Regions from separate parts of the Homo sapiens genome. Here region 2 is linked to region 1. A link is an interaction called in ENCODE POLR2A ChIA-PET data of the cell type or tissue named here. Cell type or tissue: GM12878. All regions are shown on one strand. Each heading gives the region's core, and the rest is flanking DNA. Links, peaks and the distances in the headings are about the cores only.

Region 1 (2,922 bases), core at 115-2,614:
CTGCAACCTCCGCCTCCCGGGTTCAAGCGATTCTCCTGCCTTAGCCTCCCGAGTAGCTGGGATTACAAGCACCTGCCACCATGCCTGGCTAATTTTTGTATTTTTAGTAGAAGTGGGGTTTCACCATGTTAGCGATAGCCAGGCTGGTCTCGAACTCCTAACCTCAAGTGATCCACTCACCTCGGCCTCCCAAAGTGCTGGGATTACAGGTGTGAGCCACTGCGCCCAGCTGAGTGGCTTTATACAGAATGATACGTAATGCCAAAACTTGGAAGCAACCAAGATGTCCTTCGGTAGGTGAATAAAATAAACAGTAGTACATCCAGACACTGGAATATTATTCAGTACTTAAAAGAAATGAGCTATCAAGCCATGAAAAGAGATGGAGGAAACTTCAGTGCCATTACTGAGTGAGAGAAGGCAATCTGAAAAGGCTACATATTGTATGATTCCAGCTATGTGACACTCTGGAAAAGGCAAAACAAAAAGTCAGTCATTGCTAGGGGTTCAGAGGGGAAGGAGCAATGAAGAGGCAGAATGCAGAGGATTTTTAGGGCAGTGAAACTTCTCTATTATGCTATGCTATGCTATGCTATGCTATGCTATGCTATGCTATGCTATGCTATGCTATGCTATGCTATGCTATGCTATGCTAATGCTATGCTATGCTATACTATACTATGCTATAGCGGTGGAAACATGTTATTACGCATAGAATGTTTAACACCAAGAGTGAACCCTCATGTAAACTGTAGACTTTGGGTCATAATGATGTGTCAATGTAAGGCTCATCGGTTGTAAAAAAACAATGTACCATTTTGGTGGAGGAAGTTGATAATGGGGAGTCTATGCATGTGGGGCAAGGGGCTATATGGGAGATCTCTGGCCTTCCTTCTCCATTTTGCCATGAACCTAAAACTGCTATTACATATATAGTTGCTATTCTCTCTATATATAACTGCTATTATATATTATATATAATATATATATAATATATAACTGCTTATATATATATATGTCTTTAAAAACAATAAAACAAACAAACAAACAAAAACACTCCCAGAGTACTTTGCCTATAGACCTTCTTCTATTCATAAGTGTTTTTACCTCCACTCCCATCTCATTCTATCTGTATCTCGCTCTACTTAACCTGAGCTATACTGAATTTGCATTCGGTTTGGACAAGTCTTAGTTCCTCTTTTGGCAGATCATCTTCACATTTCCATCAACATGCAGCACAGGTGGAAAAAAAGGGGCCAATAACTGGATCTGCCTGGGGAATCTGGAAGCCCAAGAGGAGCTGCATTTTGGGAAGGAGCCAGGCTAGGGGCTTAAACTCTGTACTTGGGGGTAGGGTTGCAACACTGGCTCGAAGGGGAAGAAAGGGATTATCCTCAACCTTTCACACATCCAGACTCTGGGAGATGCGCAGGCTTAGCTCCCTGGCAGGGCTACCAGTGAAGGCAGGGAGAAGGGCAGAGGCTTGGAGGCCACAGCCACAGGCCATAGAACAGAAGGAGCAGCTCCAGGCATCCAGCTGGTGGAGGCCACCTGCCCTGAGTGCTGTGCGCCACTCTTCACAGCCAGCTGTGCTGCTGCTACCCATCCCAGTCTCACAGGTCTTGACCTGGAGATACATTTGCAACATTGATTATAGAGGCTCAAGTTAATGTTATTTTAGATTAGAGTTTCCCAAACTTCAGTTGTGCCATGTTCAGGGTTTCAACGTCTCAGTGCAGTAGTAGGTGCGGGCACACACACCTGTGATCCATGTCACCCAGGGCTGCCGTACTTCTGAACAGGTCAGACAGAAACAGTTACTAAGACATTGAGGGTATGCCCAGGTCATGTGCAAGGACTGTATAAAGGTGTCAAAAAACTTCCTGCCACTTACTTGAGGCTCATCCTAAGCAATAAAAATGTTGGAATTGCCTGGACATGTGGCTCATGCCTGTAATCCCAACACTTTGGGAGGCCAAGACAGGAAGATCACTTGAGACCAGCAGTTAGAGACCAGCCTGGGCAATACAGTGAGACCCCAATCACTAAAAAAAGAAAAAAAAAATTAGCTGGGCATGGTAGTGCACATGTGTGGTCCCAGCTATTTAGGAGGCTGAGGCAGGAGGATAACTTGGGCCCAGGAGGTTAAGGCTGCAGTGAGCCAAGATTGCACCACTGCACTCCTGCCTGTGTGACACAGCAAGATCCTGTCTGTTAAAAAAAAAAAAAAAAAAAAAAGGAATCACAGGTCTGATAAGTTGTTATGCTTTCTTTCTTTTTTCTTTTCTTTTTTTTTTTTTTGAGACAGAGTCTCAAAAGTGCAGTGGCACGATCTCCGCTCACCACAACCTCTGCCTCCCAGGTTCAAGCAACTCTCCTGCCTCAGCCTCCTGAGTAGCTGGGACTACAGGCGTACACCACCACGCCTAGCTAATTTTTGTATTTTTAGTAGAGACAGGGTTTCACTATGTTGGCCAGGATGGTCTGCAACCCCTGACCTCGTGATCCGCCCACCTCAGACTCCCAAAGTGCTGGGGTTACAGGCGTGAGCCACCTAGCCCGGCCCTGTTATGCTCTTTCTAATGAATACTGAAACTATAAAGATGGCCAGCTATGGTGGCTCACACCTGTAATCCCAGCACTTTGGGAGGCCGAGGCTTGTGGATCATTTGAGGTCAGGAGTGCAAGACTAGCCTGGCCAATATGATGAAACCCTGTCTCTACTAAAAATATGAAAATTAGCCAAGTGTGGTGGTACATGCCTATAATCCCAGCTACTTGGGAAGCTGAGGCAGGAGAATCACTTGAACCCAGGAGGCGGAGGTTGCAGTGAGCTGAGATTTTGCCACTACACTCCACCCTAGGCGACAGAGTGAGACTCCATCTCAAAAAAAACTGTAAAAATAAACATTATAATAAAAA
Region 2 (2,922 bases), core at 175-2,674, 120 kb after region 1:
GGTGAGAAAAGGGTGGCGATTTGATACTATTTATGAACCAGACACTGTGTTTTATATATATTCTCTTTTATTCTTGTGTCATATATTCTTATGTCACCTGAATGAGGTATCAGTCCCATTTTACAGGGTGAAGAGACTGAAATGAAGTAATTTGCCAAGCTTGTGTTCAACAAACGTAGAAGTGGCAGTGGAGCCTAGATCATTCTTGTTTGTTTGTTTTTCATTTTTGTTTTAAAAGCTGAGCATGCTTCTCTTCAAACTTTATGATTACCTTGTAGTGCACGTTAAAACTAATAGCTCAGGTTGTCTGTGACCCCAAAGACAATAAAGACAGGATCTCATTCTGTGGCCCAGACTGGAGTGAAGTGGCAGGATCATGGCTTACTGCAGCTTTGAACTCCTGGGCTCAAGCAGTCCTTCCCCTTTAGCCTCCCGAGTAGCTGGGACTACAGGCATGTACCACCATGCCTGGCTAATTTTTAAAAGTTTTTGTAGAGATGGGGTCAAGCTATGTTGCTCAGGCTGGTCTCCAACTCTTGGCCACAAGTGATCCTTTGCCTCAGCCTCCCAACGTGCTGGGATTACAGGTGTGAGACACTGTGGCCTTTTTCAGTTTTCAAGCTGCTGTTTGTTGTTACATTTTAAAAATGTGAAGTTAAAGTCAGATCTCTGTGTGTGTTTGTGTGTTTGTGTGTGTGTGTGTGTGTGTGTGTGTGTGTGTTTCTTGAGATGGAGTCTCGCTTTATCCCCAGGCTGAGTGCAGTGGCGCAATCTTGGCTCACTGCAACCTCCACCTCCCAGGTTCAAGCGATTCTTCTGCTTCAGCCTCCCGAGTAGCTGGGACTACAGGTGCGTGCCACCGTGCCTGGCTAATTTTTTGTATTTTTAGGAGAGACAGGGTTTCACCATGTTGGCCAGGATGGTCTTGCTCTCTTGACCTCGTGATCTGCCCGCCTTGGCCTCCCAAAGCGCTGGGATTACAGGTGTGAGCTACCGCGCCTGGCCCAGATCTTAATGTGTTCTTGCTCTGCGTGGTGTTTGTACCTGGGCTGGTGCTTTGGGAGAGAAGTTGCATTGTATGGTTGTCCAAGGACTTCCAAGAAGACAGTAAAAGAAAATTAAGATTTATTATAAATTAGAATGTGAACTATAGAGAATTGACCCATAGTGCTATGTTTGAGTCATAATAACTGACTAGTGTTTACAAAGACTTATTCACACAGAGTAGCTATTCATTCAGAAGTGTTGAAGATAAAAAGACTGTACTAAATGACCTCTTGGTCCCTTTATTGTTACTATTCTGTGATTTATTGAGAATTATGTGTATATTTAAACTCATTCCATGATGTGCAGTGTTAACTTTTTAGTTACTTTTCTTATTGGATAAAATTAGTCAGCATCTGTGCTTTTTTTCATTTGGAGGGATTTTTTTTGTTTTTTTTTTTGTTTTTTTTTTTGAGATGGAGTCTCGCTCTGTCACCAGGCTGGAGTGCAGTGGTGCGATCTTGGCCCACTGCAGCCTCCGCCTCCTGGGTTCAAGGAATTCTGCCTCAGCCTCCTCAGTAGCTGGGACTACAGGTGCACGCCACCACGCCCAGCTAATTTTTGTATTCTTAGTAGAGACAGGGTTTCACCATGTTGGCCAGGATGGTCTCATTCTCCTGAGGTAGTGATGTGCCTGCCTCGGCCTCCCAAAGTGCTGGGATTACAGGTGTGAGCCACCGCGCCCAGCCTGGAATTTTTAAGTAGCTAAAGAATTAGATTTGTTTTTATGTGAAAGATATGATTTTGTCATAGAGTTAGGCACTTGTGTTACTTTGGACCAAACGTAGTCTGCTAGAATTTTGAGATAGAGCTAGATATGATCTACCATGGAACATAATTCAGCTATGTAATTTCTTAAGTACTAGTATATTATGAACTGGGAAGCATTTGAAGAGAAACAGTGAAAGCAAAGCTCCTGGTATTTTTCATGAAATGACAAGTGGTAAATAGTATCTATTAAAATTCACTGTAGTTGCTCAGTGAAACACATCAATAGCTACATGGTAGCTATTTAAGAAAAATAACTTACCACAGACTCAGGAAACTTTACAGTGTTTGACTTCCAACAGTTTACAGTATTTATCATCTGTGTTTGTTTGCTGTTCAGATATGGTAGATTCGTCATATTAAACACAAGCTTCATGCGGTAAATGTGACTCTAAAACATAATCCAAAACTTTGGCAGTGGATGCCTTGTTACTTTAGAAAGACTTTAAACCTCACTTTGTATTTAGTGCTCTAGCTATCAAATCTATAAGTAGTAGCTGAGTCCTGGTTACTTAAATGATTTAAATGATGATATTCTCACCTAAAAGGGCTCATTTACCAACCTAAGCAATTTCACCTTTTTGCTTATAATTAGGGTTAAATTGTGCTTAAACTGTTTACTTGACCTGTGGGAAACCAGAAGAAGGCTACTCCCTTATACTACTGAATGTTTAGAATTTTAATACCTGTGATTGTGGTTTGATGTTTTAGTTTTAAAAGGCATTGAAAATCTTGAAATTTATGTAAAATTCTCTTTTTAAATTTTTTATTATTAATTTTTTTTTCGTCTTTTCCTTTTTCTTTCTTTTTTTCTGAGACGGAGTCTCACCCTGTCACCCAGGCTAGAGTGCAGTGGCGCCATCTTGGCTCACTGCAACCTCCACCTCCCGGGTTCAAGCAGTTCTCCTGCCTCAGCCTTCCGAGTAGCTGGGATTACAGGCATGCCATCACGCCTGGCTAATTTTTATATTTTCAGTAGAGACAGGCTTTCACCATGTTGGCCAGGCTGGCCTCAAACTCCTGACCTCAACTGATCCACCTGCCTCAGCCTGCCAAAGTGCTGGGATTACAGGTGTGAGCCACCGTGCCCGGCCAATGATCTTTTTTTTT

The links. ChIA-PET counts read pairs that join two places held together with the same protein. Peaks named below come from ENCODE experiments on the same cell type or tissue, not always from the same donor. Only the 100,000 strongest peaks of a DNase experiment are listed, where the experiment ranks them.
Region 2: POLR2A ChIA-PET joins it to region 1 with 12 read pairs; 5 of 35 experiments call an interaction of 5 or more read pairs at or near these places.

What each region holds. Positions count from the first base shown.
Region 1 is chr12:658,074-660,995 of GRCh38, forward strand. The region is part of intron 1 of NINJ2 (ninjurin 2); the gene reads right to left. Among named protein-coding and RNA genes, the nearest start is that of NINJ2, 3.9 kb to the right of the region's middle. In GM12878, for the core only: no CTCF peak of the experiment used is centred there; a DNase peak (open chromatin) is centred at 1,197.
Region 2 is chr12:775,725-778,646 of GRCh38, forward strand. All of the region lies in intron 1 of WNK1 (WNK lysine deficient protein kinase 1), which reads left to right. Among named protein-coding and RNA genes, the nearest start is that of WNK1, 25 kb to the left of the region's middle. In GM12878, for the core only: no CTCF peak of the experiment used is centred there; no DNase peak of the experiment used is centred there.